Regions from separate parts of the Homo sapiens genome. Here region 2 is linked to region 1. Evidence: chromatin loops called from intact Hi-C (ENCODE). Cell type or tissue: prostate gland. All regions are shown on one strand. Links, peaks and the distances in the headings refer to the core of each region. The heading gives the core; the rest is flanking DNA.

Evidence for each region. Peaks named below come from ENCODE experiments on the same cell type or tissue, not always from the same donor. Only the 100,000 strongest peaks of a DNase experiment are listed, where the experiment ranks them.
Region 2: it touches region 1 in a loop (6-fold over the local background); 3 of 110 quality-filtered maps call a loop at or near these places.

Annotation. Positions count from the first base shown.
Region 1 is chr2:217,356,254-217,367,855 of GRCh38, reverse strand. All of the region lies in intron 8 of DIRC3 (disrupted in renal carcinoma 3), which reads left to right. Among named protein-coding and RNA genes, the nearest start is that of DIRC3-AS1, 79 kb to the right of the region's middle. In prostate gland, for the core only: no CTCF peak of the experiment used is centred there; DNase peaks (open chromatin) are centred at 6,548 and 6,835; H3K27ac peaks cover 2,329 bases.
Region 2 is chr2:217,406,243-217,417,844 of GRCh38, reverse strand. The region is part of intron 8 of DIRC3 (disrupted in renal carcinoma 3); the gene reads left to right. It overlaps LOC124907981 (a long non-coding RNA gene), which reads right to left and starts at 5,324. Exons shown (of 2, transcript XR_007088086.1): 1 at 5,228-5,324; 2 at 4,748-4,993. RefSeq lists an enhancer at 5,662-5,831. In prostate gland, for the core only: no CTCF peak of the experiment used is centred there; no DNase peak of the experiment used is centred there; H3K27ac peaks cover 2,728 bases.

The DNA of each region.
Region 1 (11,602 bases), core at 3,750-8,749:
GAAATAGGCAAGCCTTGGTTCTCCTACAGGGCAATGATTTCTTCACTTGGAATGCCAGCAATGTCTTCTCCTTGGAAAGTTTATAGAGCTTATATCCTGCCTGTTCACCTTTAATAAAGAAATGTTAAATATTGTAAAATAAACTTTCTTTAATGGGGCAGGAATTCATATCCTCCGAGTGTTTTGCTTCTTTAAACATCCCGAGGGCTATGAAATGCCCCGGTTGGACTGGCTGCCATGTCAGCGGTGTGCCTGACTCACTTGGTTTTGGGGCCTACAGCTGGGGAAAGGGGAAGGTTCCAGGCATCACTGCTGGATTATTTGTCTTTATTGTCCAGCTACATTCTTCCTGCTGTTTGACTGGGTAAACTCAAAGCTTGCTTTCTTCTGTGCTACTTTTCCTTGTCTGATTATACTTAAACTTCCCGTCATATACCTGACATTCATATGGTGTGTGTCCCCACTGTCCCTCATCCTTCCTGCCTAGGAGTTCTTTCATGGACAGCAGAGAGGAAGGAATGCTGGACTTGGGATTAGGTCAGCAGGCTGCACATCGAAGGCCCTTTGCTTACTGAGTAATGTTGGGCAAATCAATTTAAAAATCTCCCTTTAGAAAGAAGCCAGGCATTCATTTGTTCCTTCAAAAATACGCCTCCAGGCCTACTATGTGTCAGACAGCATGAGGAGCACAGGAAGACAAAGATGAAGCACCCAGATAAACAGAGTGAGTAATTACCTGTGACTTCAGCACTTAAAGAGATTAATACCTTGTCGCTCTCCCAGGCAAGTTGTGAGGGTCAAAGTGAACTTGTGCTCAGAGACATAAGGGAAATAAGAGTGTGCCAACAAAAGACAGTGCCTCCCAACCTTATTTCAGGGCTTCACTCGTAGTTGGTATGCAATAACTGTCTGGATCAAGTGTAGCTGCCATTTTAGTATTTACTGCTCTTGTTTATTTTTTGTAACTTCACTCACAACTTCCTTTAAAAATAAATGCAGGGGTGCACTAAGGTTGAAGTGATTTTCAATAGAGTTTGTTCTGATTATTTGAAAATGGGATCCCCCTGGGGTATTGCAAAACTGGGCTCTGGATCTTGGTCTTTGAATAAGTGGATGGTCTTTCACACTCAGAGAAGAGAAAAGCTGCGGGAGATCTCCAGTCTAACAACAGAGATCATTGTACACCGGTGGGGCTGCTGGGTCAAGAGTTAAATCAGAATAATCTGAATACAAATCATAACATAGAAAAAGGAAAATTTCCATCCTTGCAAACTCCTTGAGCCATTGATTGGAGTCACAGATACTGCTGTTCTCTCAGCAGAAATGTATTAAGACCATATGTAAAGATAAATATTCTGGTCTGAGCAAGATACAAAAACAAGAAGCAAAGAACCGGTCAGTGGGGTGCCTCATGGACTGCTGTGTTTCCACCCACACTAAAGAATACTCAGAACCGTAGGGGGGTTAGATTCTGCTCACCCTTTCATTTGCTCATTTATTCAACAAATATTTATTGAGTACCTGCTGTGTGCTGGGAATTCAGAAGGAAGCAAAATCTGGCTCAGTCCCTGCCTTCATGAGTTAGTGAAGGACACAGACATTAATAGAATAATCACACACTCATCCCACAGTTGTGGTGGTGATTGTGGTAGATAATGCAAAGAGGCTACAAATAAGACAACTGATTTCACAAGGAAAGACAAGATAGGCTTCTCCGAGGAGGTGAAGCTTGACCTCTGTGAAAAAAATCATCACATTACCTTCTCTGTCTCTTCTGCTTTACTCTTCCATCTTTTGGGGATTTTTGTGATTACATTGGGCCCATCTGGATAATCTAGGGTAATCCTCTTCATCTCAAGATCCTTAAACACAGCTACAAAGTCCTTTTGATGTGTAAGGTAACAGTCACAGGTTCGGGGATGAAGCCATCTCTGAGGACATTATTGTGCCTATAGCATCAGGGCATCTGCATTGAAACCTCAGCAGGAATTAAAGGGTAAGTAATATATAAAAAGATGTTGTTAGCTCCAAGCAACTGGAGATCCTATCTTAACTGCACTAGGCTCAGTCAAAGAAAGTGGACAGAAAGTCAGCTGCCTTTGCAGGAGTAGGGCTAAGTAAACGAGAGGCAGAGCCCAGAACTTAATGCCTGAATGAAATGTTTATGGTGTATAAAGCGAGTCTACTCTAAAGGCAAATAAAATGCTTGATAATTCAGAGGATTTGAGAATTGATTTGAAAATACATGGATTCTGGCACTATGCCTCGCTGTGAATATGGCAGGGCTGCCTATGACAATCCCAGGGTGTTATTTCTCTAAATGCATCACCCCAGTCCTTGGAAGGAGTCTGGTTTCTGCTCCTTTGGAAACTTCCAGTATGCACTGTTTATTAGCATCCCGATCCACCCCCTCAAATACACCTCTTCCCAGAAGAATCTAAATTGATTTAATGATATTTTATGTTTCCCTTGTAGAAATTTCCCAGTTCTAATTTTTCTAGTTTGCTTTTACAGTACTATTTTTTCTCCCTTCTCACCTTCCTCCAGCATCAAACGACATAACTACCATCCCTCTGGTGTGGGATACTTACTAGGAAAGCTCAACAGACCTATTGTAATACAACTCAAGGTACAGGAAAGAGCAGAGATTCAATATCACCCCTCCTGGGCCCTGTTAGGCTAAGTGGATAGTTGCTGTTGGCAGCACTTTGCAGAAATTGACCCAAAGCCTTGCCTGCAAGGCCCCCTTCCCTCCCACTCTACCACCCATAGAGGGTTCAAGTGCACTGAGTTTCACTCAGGAGAATACCTTCCTAAGGGGTCTCAGGTATATGAAGGTGGGATAGAGTAGAGCATTCCATGAATAGGTGGGGGTTTTCCAGAAGTCTTCTGAAGCTAGACAAGCAAAGACATCCCAAGACAGGAGCACAAGCAAGGGTTCAAATCACTGTAGTCGGGATCTTCCCAAATTTACTGCAGAAACCAGTCTAATTTTGTTTTTTCCTAAAAGCCACTTTCCTCTTCTCTCTTCCTTTGGAATTTCCATATATTAGCATTAATTCATTTATTCTTTGAGAGGAAGGAAAAATTGGGAAGTCTAAATGGAAGCTGAAATCTTCTGAGCATTTGCTTTCTAACTTGTAGAGGCTAAAATTAGACCTTGGAAAAGGTTAGTTTTCTTCTCTTTACCACCCCTTTTTAGAGTGTGAGGAGAAATTCCTCCCATTCTCCTGACCTGTAGGATATGGCTAATAACAGTCCTGTCTCATGAAAGATGATGTGAGGACTGAAATAATGTATGTAAAGCACTCAAAAGATGCCAAGTATCCAACAAGCTTTTAATAAATGTTCACTAAGAGGTGGGTGATGATGAAGATGGTGTTGATGGTGAAGATGATGATGGTGGTGATGATGGTGATGGTGATGATGATGATGATGACAATGGTGATGATGATGGTGGTGATGATGATGATGATGTTGGTGATGGTGATAATGATTCCTCAATTTTCCTAACTCTACTTTTTGGTTGGATTCTCAAGCTTTAAAAATGTAAGGGCATTTTTAAAAATCTAATTCATCTTTCAAGCTTTGCTCAATTGATAAATAAAATTATAGCAACTTACTTTGCCCCTTAATCAACTGTCTTACAGATAATATTTTTCTCAAGTTTAGCTTTGACTCTTTGCCTCTCATGTCTTGGTTGGTCTCTGTCAGTTACCATCTTTAAGTGACTGTCTGGCTGCTATGGAGATGCTGAGTGTAGATCATGGTGCTCTAGAGAAGTTTTAGAGAGTTAGAGAATTCTAAATCACTGAGTTCTTTAGATCCTTCCACATTGTCCCCAGATCACTCCTTTCAAAATGTCAACTCCTAAAAAAGTTGATCAGTTCTAGCTTAAATCATCAGGTCACACATTCCTCTTTTCCTCACAGGCTGAATAGTTCAGAGTAGATTTTGAGAATGATCTGCTGGAATCTTCTCCTGTCCCACAAATAACCAAGTTGACCAGAGGTAGACGGTGTCTCAGATTTTCCTGAAGGCCCCTTCATAATCTGTCTGCCCTTTCATGCCTTGCCCCCCAAAAACCTTTTTCAATCTCCCTCAGAAAGTCCAAGTGCTCATTTACAAGACTTCCTGTGGGAGGAAAGAAAAAGAACACTGAGAAGATGGTTCATTGCTCAATGCAGCCCCTGACAACAGATTCCCCCAGCTTCCCCTTTTTGCAGCCCATAAACTGTTCTGTAAAAATTAAAAAGCGTTGAATTTACAGGGCCTAAAAGGAGCCAGGAGGTAAAGAACCATCTCCAATCAATGGGTCAGGCATACTGATAAAGCAGGAATATGACGTCTTGCAAATTTCTGGCCAATAAAATACCTTCCTTGTCTTTCCAGATCCTTGACCTTCTCTTTCCCATGCAAAACTAAGTGGGGATAAGAATGAGAAGGGCAAGTAAAAAAAAAAAAAGCAATAAAACAAAGCAAAATATCCAGCATGCTCTGGGCTTATAGGGCCACAATTAGGTCATGAAGGCCTCTCTTCTGGAGCTTTTATTTCTCTGTAAATCCCTTGGCTATCTTTCTTGCCCCAGCATTTCCCTGTTTTCCATTTCAGGGAAGCTTGGGTTGATCAGTAACAAACATTGTTGCTAAAATTGTTCCAACTGCAATGGTCCTGTGGGAATTGAGGTGACTGGGTGTGTCCTGAGTGGTAGTGGAAGAGACATGGGGCAAGGCTGGGCTGTGTTGGCTTTGTGACTTTGGAAGGCAACCTTAACCTCTCTGAGCCTCAGCTTTCTCATCCCTGAAAGGAGGAGAGTAGAGCTGGAATGGAGCTTGAGATTTCTTGGTCTGATATTCTCTAATTCTTAAGCAAGTCTGGAATGCAGGGAAGAGATAGAGGGACTATCAGAGCAAGCATCACGGGACAATGGAAGGCGGAAGCTATCTAGACTCTGCAGCTTCGGCTCAACCTTCTGAGTCCCCAGCGTTATCTGCATCCTGTCCATTTACCTAAATTTGGCCAAGATTGCATTGACTTATGTTCGTATGGCTGATAATCCCTCCAACTCTTTGAGAAAGAGAAAGAGAGAGAGAGAGAGGGAGAGGCTGAAAATAACTAAACCTTGATTAAGTTAGAGGAATAACTATTATGAAGGTATCAAATACTAGGACAGACAGGATTATGATAATATTCCTTGGCTACTTGTTTGAGAATAAGTATCTTATCTGTAACTTAAGGATGTAGCCAGATACTCCCCTCAAAGAAATTTCCCATGTAGGCAATGAATTCAAATTGCCATCAATCCATTTGTGGTGACTTGTCTGTGTAGAGCTGGGGTGGAGTGAATACAGATGAGTTACTGTTGGGGTGATGAGTTACTGCAGGGTTATCTGCCAACCACTTGTATTTGGCAAGAGCAGATATGGAAGCCTCTGGACTTGGAGCACTGGAACCCAGAGAAAATTTCAGTTAAGCTGTTCGGTGGGCTCAAGTTGGAATTGAGAGATGCATGTTCAAGGTTCATCCAGCCCAAGATGTAGATGTAGAACAGGAATGGTTTCAAATGGTCTTTTCAGAAAAAGGAAATGTCAAGACAGCCCCCCAGGAATATACAGACTCCAGGCTGATGGGACAGTAAGAGGAGTATCTGAGCTAGATGCTAAGGCTGGTTTCCTCTGTTGAACTAGATAATCTCTGAGGTCCAGAAAATAGAAGTAGTTTATCTAAGGGCACACGACTGGTTAGTTGATGGGCTGGGATTCATACCTAAGTTCACTCATTCATCCATTCATTCATTAGCCAATGGCTACCAAATGTGGCCTGTTCTGGGCTGGATGTTGTGTGCTTCAGTCTACTGACACCCTGCCCAATTCTCTTCCTCACAAGTCATGACAATTTGATTTCTATTGAATGCACAGAATCAGCAAAGCCATACACTTCTTTCCTTGCCAAACCTTTCTTCTTTTTGTTAAGGTAATAAGGTGGGGAAAAAAAGCATAGAGGATAGACGTTTTTAATTTGAAATGAGAGTAGTGGTCATGAGTTTTTGAATAAGGCCTCTATAAGTATTCTATAACTATCCCCAAAATAGCCAGAGTTGCTTCAGCCAGGCCCACTCCATCAACAAAGGAGTCTGAGGTGCTTGCCAGGGAGTGGGAGCCTCTCAGAGCTGGAGGGATAGACTCAGAGAGGATGTGCAAATCTGAGTTCTGGAGAAGTATCTCAGAAAGAATCAACTTTTGCACTAATGCCTGGCAAGTGAAAGCTGTTCTATAAATAATATCTCTTTCCTCTTTGGTACAGCTTTTAGTTTAGTCGTTATATATTTTCTTTTTCTTACTCAGTTGCTCCCTTGGTTGTATATGATTTCTGCACCCAAAATGAACTTTTGAGGTTTTAATATATACATAGGGGTGTATCTGTGTCAGTGAGGGGAGATGTTGTAGCCTTGTTTTTAGAGTAGCTGGGGCTGGACGAGGTCAGCTGAATTTTTGAGAGTTCAGGTCAAGGCCCTCCAACTGGCAGGGAGCAGTCACACCCTCCAGGCTCCCCAGCCAAGTGCATGCTCCTCTGAAAGTCACTGAGCTGAAGATAAACATGGAGCCCATAATAGCTTTTTCACTTGATCTCCTTTATTACATGTTCCACACTTTAAATTCCTTTGCTACACTCCTGTATTCTTTTGGATCTTTCAGAACAAACATTGAAGTAGGCAAAAAAAAAAAAAAAAAGAAGCAAACTGCCCTCTTCCCTCCACCCTTCCCATCCTTTCTAAGTGAGTCACTTCGACTGGGACAATTAATCTTAATCAGGACGGTATGACAGCAGAAAAAAAGACATCCGCAGTGAAGCACTTTGGTGCCAAAGATTGGTGAGGCAACCAGTTCCTTCCTCTAGGCTGTGAAGGGGGCAATGTAGAAATGATTTGGTTGTTTTAAAAATAGCATGTCACAAAATCAGAGCTGCCTGTATCTTCAGGGTGGGCAGCAGGGATGGGGTGGTGTAATGCCTGTGCTAACCACTGAGTGTAAGCAGGCACTTTAAATATTGTTGGCTGGAAGGTCATACAGGCCACCAAGGCCCCAATGATCAACTCCACCTTCTCCAGGGGACATTGAGGACAAATAATTCCTCGTATTTGCCCTGGTGTTTTTCTCCATAAAACTCAGAGCTTCCATGCTAGTATCCTTAACCATTATCCTCATTTTCTGACAGGTGCAATTACTCATCTCCTGTCCTCTGCCCATCTCCTGTTTTGTTTTTCTCTGCATGGGTCATACTTTCCAATAAGCCATGGCTACACCTGGTACCCTAGAAAGGTTTTAGTCAACGAAGTGTACCTATTGCAGACAGACTCAGCAAGTCCTGGAATGACCAGGAGGAACCACTTCATCCCCTTATGAATGCAGTCTCATCTTTTCATTTGCAATTAGCTGATCGAGTCCTCATTAGCAGGAGGACTAGTGTTACTCTTTTGAGGTCCAAGAACTGCCGGGACACAGTCCAAAGTGCACAGTCCTGCTTCCAAATACAGGGCTGAGAGGGAACAAGAGCTTCTGAGCTGCCCAATTATGGGTGAGTATTGTTTCAGTTCCTTCTGCAGGTGCCTTTGTTAAAAACTGCCCTAAAGCAGACTGATGGATGCCTCTCCACTGCCATGGTCATGTCCTTGTTGGCCTGGATACAGGCATAGACCACAGTGGTTTCAAGGCTGCACATAGGTATCAAGGTTCCAACCCTAATGAAACAAGATGCAAAAAAGACTGAATCAGAGTTGGTGGGGTAGTGATAAAAGGAACTCGCAGTCATTCGGGGTGAGTTCTGCCCGCCCCTGGGAGAATGGTCTCCTTTCCTTCCAGCAGACTTCGGTTGGGACCATCCCAGTCCTCCTACAGTTCTAATAAGGTCTCTCTTGAGACGGTTCTTTAGCCCCATTGTGAATTTGCCTTTCTCCTTTGCAAATATTGTGAAAAGTAACAGGCCATCAGTTTCTTTACCTCTAAGGGAATTCTCTCCTCTTATTTTCCCTATGTTCTGCTCCCTGGTGTCTGGCTGCCTTCGGTTCTATATAAGGAGTCTGACCTAATAATTTTCTATATTCTGCCTCATTGTGCACACTATTGTACTGGCATAAGAAGGAAGCTATCCTTTGGTTTGAATTGTGCTCTGGTACATCCAACAGACTAACCAGTTATCGGCTTGAGAACAGAAGTCATAATGTAAGAACACATTCCCCTCCCATCCCTCCATATTGTGTGTGTCAGTTTAGGGTCTTCAGGTCCCTGTTGACACTACATTTTCCAAAACCTCTTGTCATTCATTCATGCCACAGACCATATTGAGCACTAACATTATGCTAGATTATAATGCAGATAAAGAAACTCACAATAATTATGTAGTCTAGTCAGGTGGAACAAGATACATGCATAAGCAACTGTGTTGTCAAGTAAAAAGTGATAGGTTTGGGTGCCCCGGAAATCAGAACTGGATACAAAAACTATCATGCTACTTCTTTATTGGGGAATGCAAACCCAGGAAAGGAGAAATGAAGAGAAAAGGAAGGAAAGGTTTCCTGAGCTGGATACCACTTGGTAATAAGTGTAAATAATTGATCACTCTCACAGACCCTCTTCCTAGAGGGTGGGCAGGGGAAAGAGAACAGAGAAGAAATTTTTCCCTGGCTCCTGTGTCCCACTGACAAAAGCTTCAATCTAGGGAGCATTAACTTCCCTTAACTACTTGTACATATGTGTGTGCGTGTGAATGCGTGTATGTGTGTGTGCATGTGTGTGTGTGCATGTGTGGGTGGTGTGTGTGAGGGGGGGCACATGCATGCCCACTGAGCACCCATGTATATTCCTCTGGCTCTAATGTCTCAGTAACAGCAGGAATATGCTAAGACAGGAGGCAAGAGGTTTAGAGCATGAGCACGAAGCAAGGCACCGCCCGGTTGTGTCCCTGTGCAGTTGGCCAGAGTCCACACAGTTCTGCTGGCCTCAGCGGCAACTGGGACAGAACAAGGGGCCATGGACCCCCTGAATCACCTGAGGCAAGGGAATCTGAAGTGATGCATAAAGGGACCTTGATTCAGTAACATAAGTCAGGTTCAGATAAAGTGCTTTGGGGATTCAGAGACGGGAGCTTTTTCTTAGAAGCAGAACGGGACGGAGACTTGAGGGAGGACTTTTGGAGAAGGCGGATCTTGAATGGGACTTTGCAGGATGGGGAGGTATAACTAGGCGAGGTGGGGTTGGGTGGAGGGGGCGTTCCATGAAAGGAAGACTCTATGATTGCAAGGACCCAGAGGACAGCACTGAGGACAAGTAGACAATAGTGCAGGTCTCGGTTTGGCCAGAGGATAGGGAATGGAAAGGTATGTTAAGGGATAAGGCTGAAAATGTAAACAGGGACAGCTGGGGAGCCAGGGGGAGGAATTTTGATTGGAATCTTCAGACAATAGGGGGCCACCTGTGCTGTCGTGATAAACATTTTAACTCAGGAATTTCAGTCCCTCTTCTTCACAAATTCTGTTGTGTATAGTCAGATACTTGTGCACACAATGACATTTTTAACAAGACTTTTGGAATTCCAGAGTCTACAGAACACAGTTAAAAGCTCTGCATGCTGTCCTTTCCATTTTTCCGATGAAGAAATGGAGACTGGGAAAGCTTAGTAGTGAAGATTCTGGCTTTTACTCGTTCTTGTATTTACAGAGCCTGGAGGCAGATCTGGCTCAGGCAAGGGCTGAAGCAGGTGCTCGGATGATGTGCCCAGGACTCTGTCCACTCCACCTCTCAACTCTCCCCACTCCTGTCCTGGCTTCAGTCTCATGCAAGTGCCCTTATGGCAGGGACAAGAGTTCTCAGCGCCTCCAGGTTTCCATCTTATTAGCTTAGCAAGTTCTAAAATGGACAGCAAGTGGAGAATGGAATGTTCTATCAACAAAACAAAACAAAAAGAAGGACTTTGACTAGAAAATGTGGAAATAGAGAAATGACAGTTGTTCACTCCTGGAATCAGAAATGTATTGGCTCTAGTGGAATTAGAGCTTCATTCTAAACTATTTCTTGGAGGTGGTGGTAGAGGGCTCAGGGGTGGAAAATAGCTATTGCTACTTGCTTTTCTTGTTTTAAAAAGTCTCCTGGGACAAGACATCTTCTATTAAGGCCTGAACTCAAGGATAGAAGTCTTGTTTAATCCTTTCCCAAAGAGGAGATCATAGCTTTACGCTGCGTGCTTCAGTGGGCTTTCAATTTGGCCCAGTCTTTCCTTTTCTTTTTTTGAGATGGAGTCTTCTTCTGTCACCCAGGCTAGAGTGCAGTGGCACGATCTCAGCTCACTGCAAGCTCTGCCTCCCGGGTTCACGCCATTCTTCTGCCTCAGCCTCCCGAGTAGCTGGGACTACAGGTGCCCACCACCACACCTGGCTAATTGGCCCAGCCTTTCTTCTTCTAGAGAACTGAAGAGGGAGGTTTTCCCTCTGTGTATTCTGTGAGGGACTCCTGGTACGGGAGTGTGATCTTCACTGCCTAAGTCCTGAAAGGGAGCTTAGACCCTTGTATCAAAGGAGTAGACTTTAAAAAATTCTCCTTGAGAATGAAAGATGGTATCTCAGCATTTTGAGTTTTTGTTTCTTTCTTTCTCTCCTCTACTTGAATTAACATGAAGTCAAAACTAGATCTTAGAGTGGAGTTGGCTGCCACACAATTTAGAGTTGTTTGCATAACATTCCAAAAATAATTCAATAAGAATGGGTTTTTCTTGGAATTTATCACTGCCTGGCAAATTAGAGCCCAAGCACAACAACTCTGTGCAAAAAAGGCATGAGACCTGGCAAATGGAAATGACAGGGGCAGAGAGAAAGGAAACCCCGGCAGCCAGTCAACTTTCATTATCCATGATGGCGTGGCAGGAATGAGAACACAAGGCCGGAGCAGGGACAAACACGGCCTCTGTTCAGATGCCCGATTTTCTCCAGGACTCGGCAGCAGCTGAGAGGCCAAGGGGGAAGGGCACGGTATCTTAGGTCTCAGAGGAATTCTCTCCTGCTGTATTTTTCCACCTCTTCAGCCAAAGTGTCTTTTTCTTATTGTTTTCATGGAGAGGATCCACAGGTTAAGAAGAGAATAAATTAACATAAACATATAGCTGCAATAAATAGGAGTTTAAGAAAACAGGAACAGGGGAGTGAACCTGAATTGGACGACTAGGAAGAATTTCAGGCTCTGCCATTGTCCCTGAATTACCTGGTATAAGCCAAGTAACTTTTCTGAACTTAAAGTCTTTCATCTTTAAAATGGGAGAGAATAATAGCTAGAATCACAGTGAGAATTATTATGAGTATAATGTTTTATAGTTACAGAGAATTTTTAAATCTATGTGATGTAGACAGGAGACTTCACTTATCTAACTCAGGTTCTTTCATAGATGTCAACTCCTTCTAGCCCCACTGTTACTAGGCTAGAAACAAAAGCTATTGTCCGGGGCAGAATTATGTACTAGGATCACCTGCCCATGACTCAGTATATGACCTCTGGACTCCTCCCCACTCTGGACCACAGGAACTGTGAACATCACTGTGGACAAAGCTAAGTCTCTGCT
Region 2 (11,602 bases), core at 2,851-7,850, 51 kb before region 1:
TCCACACTCTGGACAGGAGCAGCTCCCTGTGCTCCACATTTTCAGGAGAAAGTAAGGGGAAAGACTTGAATGAGTCAGAATCCAGGACTAGACTGTTTCTGGAGAACCTGACTTTGGAGGTTTCTGGCAGGAGTAGTCTAAGCAGAGATCAGGAATTTTATTTATTTGGGGGTCATCTTTAGATGACCAAGTTTGTCCCACTTCCAGCTAGAAGCATCAAAGTTGCACCTTCAGGGTTGAACCATGGAATTCTTGAATTGCCCAATTCATAGGTCTAGCAGCTCTTGAGTTCTAAATCATAACTCTGAAGATTGCTTTGTGGCGATGGTGGTGATAGGGATGAGAAGTGTCCAATGAAATAAAAGTATATGATCCCAAAATGCACACAGATAATAAGCTATTGTCTAACGGCATAATCAAGAGGTATGGATTCTGAGCAAGTGTTTCATGCCATGGGTACAACTGACAAAAAAAAAATCATTTTTGAAACCCACTGGTTAGTAGGGGCAGAGCACTGGTTATTTTGCCTGGTCGATGCATCTTTTTCTTGGCGTCTGGCTTCTTTAACTCAGCATAATTATTTTGAGATTCACCTGTGTTAGGGATTGCATCAATAGAAAAAAGAATGTGTCTTTTTTATTACTGAATAGAGTACCATAATATGTACAAGATATGCCAAATCTGGTATGACTATTTACCTGATGAAAGACATCTGGGTCATTTACAGTTTTGTGCAATTATAAATCAAGCTGCAGTAAACATCCATGCATAGGTTTTCTGTGTGTGAAGATAAGTGATTATTTTACCTAGGGGTGGGATTGTGGATTATACAGTAAGTATATGTTTAACTTTTTAAAAATCTGCCAAACTGTTTTCCAAAGTGGCTATGCCCAACAGTAATGTGTGTGTCCCAGTCACTCCATATCTTTGACAACACATGAAATGGGTCAGTGTGTTCAATGTTAGCCATTCCAATAACTCCGTAGTGGTATCTAATTCTAGTTTGATTTGCATTCCCCTAACAACTGCTGATGTTGAGCATCTTTCCGTCTATTTATTTGCCAACCATACTTTTTCTTTAGTGACTGTCTGTTCAAATCTTTTGACCATTTGTATTTGATTACTTGCTTTCTTATTATTGAATTTTGAGAGTTCTTTATGAATTCTAAATACAGCTTCTTTGTCAGATATATTATTTACAAATATGTTCTCCTATGCTGCCTTTTATCTTTTAATTCTCTTTACAGAATTTACAAAATTCTGTCTTTTGAAGAGGAGAAGTTTTTAACTTTGAAAGCCAATATATGATTTATTTTCCTTTTATGGATTATGCTTTAGGTGTAAGACCTAAGAAATCTTTGCCTAATTCAAGTTCACAAATGTTTTTTTTTTCTTTATTATTATTATACTTTAAGTTTTAGGGTACATGTGCACAATGTGCAGGTTAGTTACATATGCATACATGTGCCATGTTTTTATCCTGTGCTGTCTTGTGAAGGTTTTATAGTTTAGATTTTACATAGTGGGATGTATTTTGGGTTAATTTTTTATTATGAGGTGAAATATGGATTGAAGGTCATTCTTTGGCATGCGGATATCCAAATGTTACAGCACAATTTTTTGCAGCCTACCTTTCCTACTCTAAATCATCTTTGTACCTTGGTAAAAAACCAAGTTGTCCATCTCTGCGTGGATCTATTTTTGGACCATGTCTTCTGCTCCATTGGTTTGTTTGTTGGTCTTGATGCCAATAGCACCCTGTCCTGATTTCTTCAGCTTTTACAATAAATCTTGAGCTCAGATAGTGTTAGTCATCCAACTTTGTTTTTCTTTTTCAATTTTGCTTGAAATTTGTTTTAGATCTTTTAAATTGTCACATGAACTTTAGAAACAGTTTGTTAAATATACCAAAAATCTGCTGGAATTTTGATTAGGATTGCACTGAATCTATAGCTCAATCTTGAGAGAACTGACATCTTAACAACATGAATGTTCTGACCCGTGAACATGATGTAATCTCTCCATTTATTTGGGTTTTTAAAGATTTCTTTAACAATGTTCTGTAATTTTCAGGGCATAGCCCTTTCATATATGTTGTCAGAATTGTCTTTAAATATTTCATATTTTTGATGTTACTATAAATAATATTATGTTTAACATCAATTTCTATTTTTTCATTGTTACCATATAGAAATCCAATTGATGTTTTGTAGATTCTATCTGATTTTCTACTATTCAGTCATGTAGCCTGCAAATAAAGAAAGTTTCACTTCTTCTTTTCCAATCTGGATGGTTTTTAGTTCTTGCTCTCATCCGACTGCTCTGACTCAAACCCATAGTACAGTAAATAGAAACTGTTAGAGCAGACATGATTTTCTTGTACCTTGTCTTAGGAGAAAGACATTTGGCTTTTTAACCATTAAGTAAGATTGAGGCAGTTCTCTTCTATTCCTGGTTGGCTGAAGGTTTGTGGTTTTTTTATTTTAATTTTAATTTCTTGGTAAGGAATGAACACTGAATTTTGTCAAATACTTTTTTGGTATCTATCAGAAATATCATATGAGTTTTATTTTTTAAAGTATGCTAATAGTGGTGAATTGCATTGATTTGTCGTCAAATATTAAGCCAAACTTGCAGTTCTGGGATAAACCCTATTTGGTCATTTGTAAAATTCCTTGTACATATTGTTGAACTTGATTTGCTAAAACTTTGTATAGACATTTTACATCTATGTTTGATGACAGTTAGTATGTAATTTTCTTTTCCTATAATGTATTTGTATGACTTTTGTATCAGAGTAAGCCTGATTTCATAAAAAGAGTTGGAAAATATTTTGTCCTTTTCAACTTTTAGAGTTGTTTATGTAGAATTGGTATTAGTTCTTTCTAAAATGTAATTCACCAGTGAAGACATCTAAGCCTGAAGTTTTCTTTGTGGGAAGATTTTTAACTACAAATTTAATTTTTTTCTTAGATATAAAGTTATTTGTGCTAAGGTTACCTATTTCTCCTTGAGTGAGCTTTGGTAGTTTGTGCCTGATAGAGTTTGAGCATATGTTCCTGCAAAATCTCATGTTGAAATATAATCCCCAACGTTGGAGGTGGGTCTTAGTGGGAGGTGTTTGGGCAATGGGGGTGAATCCCTCGTGGCTTGGTTGTGTCTTCACGACAGTGAGTAAGTTCTCCTGAGATCTGGTTTTTTAAAAGTGTCTGGAACCTCTCCCACAACCCACACTCACTCTCTCTCTTGCTCTACTTTCACCATATGATGTGCTTGCTGCTGCTTTGCCTTCTTCCCTGAGTAAAAGCTCCATGAGGCTTTCCAGAAGCTGAGCAAACGCTGGTGCCATGCTTGTACAGCCTGAAGCACCATTAGCCAATCAAATCTCTTTTCTTTATAAATTACCTAGTTTCTGAGATTTCTTTATATAGCAACACAAAGAACAGATTAACACAATATCTTTCAAAAAATTTGCCTGTCACTTAGGTTGTCAATTTATTGGCATAAAGTTATATATAATATTTTCCTATTGTCCTTTTCATATGGTAGAATCTGTAGTGATGCTACCTCTCATTCCTGATACTGGTAATTTGTGTCCTTTCTTGCTCTCTGATTTTTCCTGATCAGTCTGATTGAGGTTGATTATTGATGTTTTTAAAGAAACAACTATTATTTCATTGTTTAATTAATTTTTTATATTGTTTTACTCTTATAGTTCATAGATTTTTGTTTTGATTTTTATCATTTCTTTTTTGTTTACTTTGGATTTAATTTACTCTTCTTTTTGCACTTTCTTGATGATTATGGTATCTCCCCTGGTAAGCATCTTTTTTTTTCATTTTCTTTAGGCAGAAGCTGAAGTAATTGATTTGAGATGTGTATCTTTTTCTAATCTAAGCATTTGGCAATATATTTTTCCCAAAGTACTACTTCAGTGCCATACCACAAATTTTTATTTTCATTTAGTTCAAAATATTTTCTAATTTCCCTTTTGAGTTCCTCTTTGATAATCAGATAATTATTAAAATTTGATAATGTGTTAATTGCTATTATGTAAACAAACAGAGTAATGGGATAGAATCTCATAGGGAATTGTCTTTGCTTTAGATGCGGCCATAAGAGAAGGCCTGTTGGAGGAGATGATATTTAATCTATGACCAGAAGGGTGAAGGGAAATCAGCCAGGTAAAGAGCTGATACAAGAGCATTTTAGGCACAAGGGCAGCAAGTACAAAAGTCTTGAAGCAGGAACGAATAGGAAAGAGTCTGAGAAGAAGAAAGAGGTGAAAGAAAATTTGTCGTAAGTTCTAATTCTCAAAGGATGCTGATTCCAAATATTACAAATCGCAGGAACAAGTCATAGTCATAAGAACAGAGCATGGCCATATTTGGGCTGACAACAGCTCTTCTTAGAGTCTGAGTAACAGTCAAGTGACCTCTGGAGAAACTCTGCCATCGCAGGAATCCTATCCCTATTAACTTGTTGAGCTAGTGTTCAACCTTACACTGTGCTGCCGTACATCCTTAGTAAATTAAATTCTTCACCCTTGAAAGTTTGCCATGAGAGATTACTAGATTACTATTCTTTCTTTTAGACGTTTTTTATGTGCTAAAAAAACTTCCCAGATTGACCTCAAATAACTGATTCATGTCAAATATATATATTTTTGCCTTTTCCTTTGCCCTAGCCTGGGTCTCTTCAATTCTTGGTGACAAGATTAAAATGATAAATCATGGACACAATCTGGTGCCATTCATTTTCTACTTTATTCTTTTTCACCACAAAGGATCTGGGATGGAAAATGTTCCTCAGTTAGCCCCAGCTGGCTCCAGTACCACAGTGAGTTAGTAAACATCTGCTAACGACAGGCTGAAGACGTGCCTCCCTCCACTTGTTCTCTCCAAGCCGGCTCACTGAGGAGTTGTTCTCTTTATCTCTGGAAATCTTCCTTTGTACTTTCTCTCCCACTTGGCTTCCATCAGCTCTTCCCATCCTGTCCTCAAGTGAATGATTCACAGTTTATATATGTCAGTCTCGGGAAAATCTACAGAACATTCTCTCTTTTCCTCAGTGGTGAGGACCCTGCTGTTAGGCCTTGGGCCATCACTTCACCTTCCAGCAGATCAGGGAAAACATGGCCTTCTATACGGAGGGGTGTTATTTTTTGCCCACCCACCCCCAGGACCAACAAAGAAGGCTGCAGGATGGGATCAATCAGATATCTTACCATGAATGCAGTTCCAAGGTTGGAAACATTTCAAGAGAGAAAAATTAAAATTCTGCCCCACTTGGGATGTTGTTCTCTCCCAGTCTTGAAACATTCTGAGGAAGGTCTTGCCAAAGTTTCTTTTACTGGTTATGTTCCTGTTTCCTGAATTCCCCCAGTAAGGAAATTCCAACTGAGAGGAGGAACAGTTATACTCTCCTTCTCATGTTTGCACTTTGACTGGTAAAGAAAGAATACAATACTTCCATCTTCTCTCTCCACTTGCTTATTTGCCCCTCCCCAAAGTGGGAGGACTAGCTAACCTGACTGTTGAGGACCTGACTTTCATGGAACCACATTTAATAGTGGATGGGGGACAGTGTTAAATGCCATATGCAGTTCACACATGACATCGTTTCTTAGTTTCTTGGCTCTGTGTTCTCTCGGGGGAATTGCAGGATCATAGTCTTTAATCTCCTCCTCATAGGAAATTCTATGAGATAAACTTCTCTAGGCAAGGTCCCCCAGTATGGAGGGCCCGGAAAGGATATCCTGGAGAGGATATGGGGCAGCCCTGTGCTTCCTTGTAGGTACCTTGCTGGTGGCTAGGCAGGTGAATTTATGTCAGACTCTCAACTCAGCTGTCCAAATAGGTGAGTCCTGAGACCAAGATTTGAGTAGGAGGAGAAGGAAGTTCCATTGAGCTCAAGGTTTAAGTCCTACTCTCTAAAAATTTTCTAGAAGTTCTACTTTTAGAGAATGATTAGGTATATCCTTCAGCAATAAAGAGGCTGATCTTTTAACCCCCATTTGGGTCTGATGAGTCTTGTATCTTTTCATTTGATGAAAGAGAGACTGGCGGGAGAAGACTGTAACCCCTCTTCCAGCCTCCATTTAATTTTTAATGCTAAGTGTAGCCTTTTAAAATGAAAATGAGTGGCACATGCCTGTAATCCCAGCTACTTGGGAGGCTGAAGCACGAGGATTGCTTGAACTCAGGAGAAGGTTGCAGTGAGCCAAGATTGAACCACTGCACTCCAGCCTGAGTGACAGAGCGAGATTCTATCTCAAAAAATAAACAAATAAATAAAATGAAAATGAGTTTTAAAGTTATACCTATTATCTCTCAGAGCACAAAGATTTCTTGTATGTATATGTGCGTCTTACTGCCCTCAGTATGCATGTCTGAAAAACTAAGATACATTAGGTTCAAGCATCCAGAAAAACAGAAAACTAGAAAGGCCAGCTGTCTTGCCTAGAGTCACAGACATATTACTCAGCCCTTTCTTTTTGCATCTTTCCTATGGTATTTGAGTTGGCACTGCTTGTCTGCTTAATGCTGGCAATTGCAGGTATATAATAAGGAGGTTAAAATTACCTTTCCTCTGCATGCCTGTAAACCATCCCCTTGACTCTACTAGAAGTTCCACACACCAAATTTTAGACAAGAGTCCCAAGAATGAAATAACTCCTCTAGACTCTGGGGAGAATGGATTAACCACCAGCTAAATCATCTGCCAGTATTGATAATCCAGCTCCTTTGCTCTATCTGTGGTTATCACCATTGATGTAAACTCTGCAGGTAGAATGGTGATTCTGGTCACATGGAGAAAGGCTTGGATATGTTTAATTTCCTGCCACACTCTGGCCAAAAAAGTGAATTTCATGTCTTATGATCAAATAACCGTAACTTTGCAAGAGCAGAGTGTGTTGGAACAGGGATATTGAGGGTCCCTGTGTGGCTTGGGGCATTGCCAGGGCAGCTACAGGGTCTGAGTGTTTTTATTTTATTCCTGCTTTATTGCCCTGCCTAATACTCCCATTTGAAAATGTCGTGGAGTAGGCTGGTGTCATTTGTTTTCATAAATTAATGTCTATTGCAATTTATGGCCAGATGGGCCCTGAAAAATAAGAGCCTTGTGTGTCTCTTGGAAGGTTTAAAGAAAAGCAGTGGGCAATGCTCAGGGTGAACTTTTGCACTTTAAGGCTTCATTGTGGGGAGAGAGTAAATGCTTGTGAAAAATCCTGTTTTATAACAGCTGGGCACAAAGGACTCCTTATTAGGATTATTTTTTTTGCCACTGCTTCTAATTCCTGTAGCAACCAGAAACACACACACACACACACACACACACAGAAATATAGAGAATTCTTCTTACTGGGAAGCCATGTGTGTTGGGAATAACTTCAACTTGCTTGGAAATCAGAGGTCTAGATTCTCAAAACCCCAGATAGCTTTCCAGCCAACTAATGGGAGTGTGGTACATATTGGATCATAGCACATAAAGGCTCTGACTCAGTGTGCACATCTCTCTTTTTGCTACTTCTTCATGGGTCAATGAGAAGAAATGGGTCAGTGTGAAGCACAGAGAAAAGAAAAAAATGAAAAAAAAAAGCACTAGAGAATTTGATGATTCCATGATTTTAAGAAATAATGGCTTGTGGGAAGCTCGAATCAAAGGTCAGCTTGGTAGCAGCCAAAGAGGAGGCTGCTTGGCTGCTGTAAGCACTCAGAGACCAAGTGCGGCTGGACAGGCTTCCTCCTACAAGTGCACATGCTTCTGAGTATGTGAAGGGTAGGCCTAGAGAAGACCCTTTTTCTGAGCCCTGTTTGTTTACAGCTTTTGACTTGGGCAAGTCACATAGATTCCAAGTCAATTCATTTCCAGGTAGAACAAAGGATAAGCTCCAGAGTCTCTCCGTCTCTAACACCCCTTTGATGATAATCTTTGATTTATGAAATTATGTTAGGATGAGGGTATTATTTTATTCACTTACTCAAGCAATTGGCATTTAAATCATTTAAATTTCTCTGAAGAGGCACAAAATTATCTGAGTGTCTTTTCCCATCAAATGCTTTTGTCTTATTTTTGTAGACCTTCACAATTTGAAAAAACATTTTCATATATAAAAACCCTGTGAGGTAGATAATACAGGAACTATGACTTGTCTCAGATGTCATAACAGGACAGGGATTTAAACTCAATCTCCCAGAGATATCCCTCTCTGTCATTCAACAAAGACAGCCACAGATTTTTTGGGCACATACTAGATGCAAAGTACTTTGCTGAACAGTAGAAATGCAGTAGTGAAAGGAACAGGTGCAATTATATACTCAGGTAACTCATATCTTGCAGGACAGGATGACATTTAATTATAATAAAGTGTATTGTGTGTGAGGATAGGAGATGGGGACATTCAGTAGGAGAACCTATCCTAGAGTAGAGGTCAGTGAAGATCTTACCAGAGTGAAATTTAATGTCAGAAGAATGGGGTCACTTTAGTCAGGGCAAAAGGGAGTTAGGAAAGAATATTCCAGGCAAGGGGAACAACATATTCTCTGGATTAAGACATAATTTCCCCAATACCGTGTGGAGGAAGTACTGTAAGGAGGAAAACAGGGGCTCAAGATTAACAATGGGCAAGGAATAGGTGATTTCCCACTGTGTTTATATCAGAGGCTTTTGAACCAGAGCAACTCCATCTTGAATAGGAGCTGGGTAAAATGAGGCTGAGACCTACTGGGATGCATTCCCAGACAGTTAAGGCATTCTAAGTCTCAGGATGAGATAGGAGGTTGGCACAAGATACAAGTCATAAAGACCTTGCTAATAAAACAGCTTCCAGTAAAGAGGCTGGCTAAAGCCCACCAAAATCAAGATGGCCACGATATTGACCTCTGGTCGTCCTCACTGCTACACTCCCACCAGCGCCATGACAGTTTACAAATGCCATGGCAACGTCAGGAAGTTATCCTATATGGTCTAAAAAGGGGAGGCATGAATAATCCACCCCTTGTTTAGCATATCATCAAGAAATAACAATAAAAATGGGCAACCAGCCACCCTCGGGGCTGCTTTGTTTATGGAGTAGCCATTCTTTATTCCTTTACTTTCCCAATAAACTCATTTTCACTTTATGGACTCGCCCTGAATTCTTTCTTGCATGAGATCCAAGAAACCTCTCTTGGGGTATGGATTGGGACCTCTTTCTGGTAACATTTATGTATAAAATAATTTTCAAGGTTGGTGTTTTTCTTGTGTAACTGTGGCCACTTCACATCAAAATTGGTAAATGGTGAATTTAACAAAATACCAAATGAATGTGTATACTGAGCAGTTCATAGAACTCTGAATGCCTGCCATAGCCATAGCCCCCTTCTATGGAAAGAGCCTGTAACAGATACTCCTTCCCCAGGGGTCAATAGAGTTTAGACCGGTGACCTTCAACACCCTGGAGACATCTGTTGGGCCAGGGGTAGACATCTGAGCTGATCCACAGTAGTCATAAGAAGTGGCCCAAAAAAAGAACTTCACCTCTCATGCCTGTAATCCCAGCACTTTGGGAGGCTGAGATGGGTGGATCATGAGGTCAGGAGATTGAGACCATCCTGGCCAACACGGTGAAACTCCGTCTCTACTAAAAATACAAAAATTTAGCCAGGCATGGTGGTGGGCACCTGTAGTCCCAGCTACTCGGGAGGCTGAGGCAGGAGAATGGCGTGAACCTGGGAGGCGGAGCTTGCAGTGAGCCAAGATCGTGCCACTGCACTCCAGCCTGGGCAACAGAGCGAGACTCCATCTCAAAAAAAAAAAAAAACAAAAAAACCCCAAAAAAACGGAATTTCACCTCACAGATGTTGCTAGACTGGGTAGCAACTAAGGAGCCCAATTAGAGTGTTTGAAGGTCAAAGAGAAAGACAAGGAGGAAAAAAGAATACTAGAAAATATTCAAACATGTTTATTCAAAAAGCAGAAGCCATGAATATGAAGGAACCACATGGGGTGTAGGGGAGGCCAGAGAAAAAAGTGAGGACAGGTAGCAGCAGGGTGGGGTAGGTGGGCAGTGAGAGCAGAAACAGCCCGAGGAAGCAGCAAGATTGTGGAAAGAGGAGAACGATGGAGAAGCAATGGCTGCAAGGTTGGAGAATTGCAGCATGCCAAAGGGTTGGTGTGGGTGTGGGAACTTGTGTACTGCTGCTGGGAGTGTCTCCAGGAACAGGCTTTCTGGTGAGCAATCTGACACAACTTAGTCAAATTAAAATGGACCCTACATGTATTTCCAAGGATATCTCACCCGGATCCATAAGGAGATATCTTTGAAGATGTTCATTATAGTGTTGTTTGTGGTGACAGGAAGTTGGCGGCAATCTGGAAATCCATCAATGCAGATTAGGTAGGCAGCATATGGTGAGTATACATCATGGAGAATGAAGCAACAGTGAGCATGAACAGCCTGGCTGAGCATCTAATAACACAGATGAATTGATAAACAGTGCTGGGTGAAAAAAGTAAGGAACAAAAAGAGATATATAGCAAAGTACCATTTTTTTAAATTAAAAATACATGGATTAAAAAAATGAATGTTTTCTAAGAATACATACAAACCAAAGGATCTAAATTAAACACAAATAAGAGTGTTTGCCTAAGGGAGGGAGGAAGAAAAACTAGGATGAAGGAATAGAGATGAAATAAATAAGCAAACAAGATAAATAATGGGCCATGGACTGAGGAGTGCAATTTACTCAACCTTCTGCAACAAACAAAAGGAAGAAAAGAAGAGAGGGAGGAAAAATGAGTAACAGGAGTAAAGGATTCTTACTTTGCAGACAAGCGGACAAACACTAGTTTGGCAATATGGCAATTTATGCATGCAACAGCTGAAAAGATAAATAATGATTTTCCAGATCTATGTGGCCAGTCATGCAGTTGTGAAGTTCCTGGTCTTTTTTTTTTTTTTTTTTTTTTTTTTTGAGACAGAGTCTCTCTCTGTCACCCAGGCTGGAGTGCAGTGGCACAATCTTGGCTCACTGCAAGCTCCGCCTCCCGGGTTCACGCCATTCTTCTGCCTCAGCCTCCCGAGTAGCTGGGACTACAAGTGCCCACTACCACGCCCGGCTAATTTTTTGTATTTTTAGTAGAGACGGAGTTTCACCATATTAGCCAGGATAGGCTCGATCTCCTGACCTCGTGATCCGCCTGCCTCGGCCTCCCAAAGTGCTGGGATTACAGGCGTGAGCCACCGCACCCGGCCCCTGGTCTTCTTTTATGCCATGTATCTTTGTAATAAGCCCCCAGCATCTGAGGTAATCCAAGCAGGTCTCCATTCTCTGAAACCCAAAGGCACCCAACAAAAAAGTGATATAATGGGATACAAATGACAAATCAAGCTACTTTTGTCAGACAGTTAATATGTACCAAACACGATTGAAAGTTTACTAATTGCATATGTAGATACGATTATTCTCTTTATTTTGCAAATAAGGAAACTGAAGCACAGAGAAGCTAAGTTACATACCCAAAGGCACACAGCCAGTAAGTGTAAGCTGGGATTCAAACCCAGGCAGTTTGATTCCAGAGGCCGAGCTCGCAATCACAAAGCTGTAGCGAAAGGTGC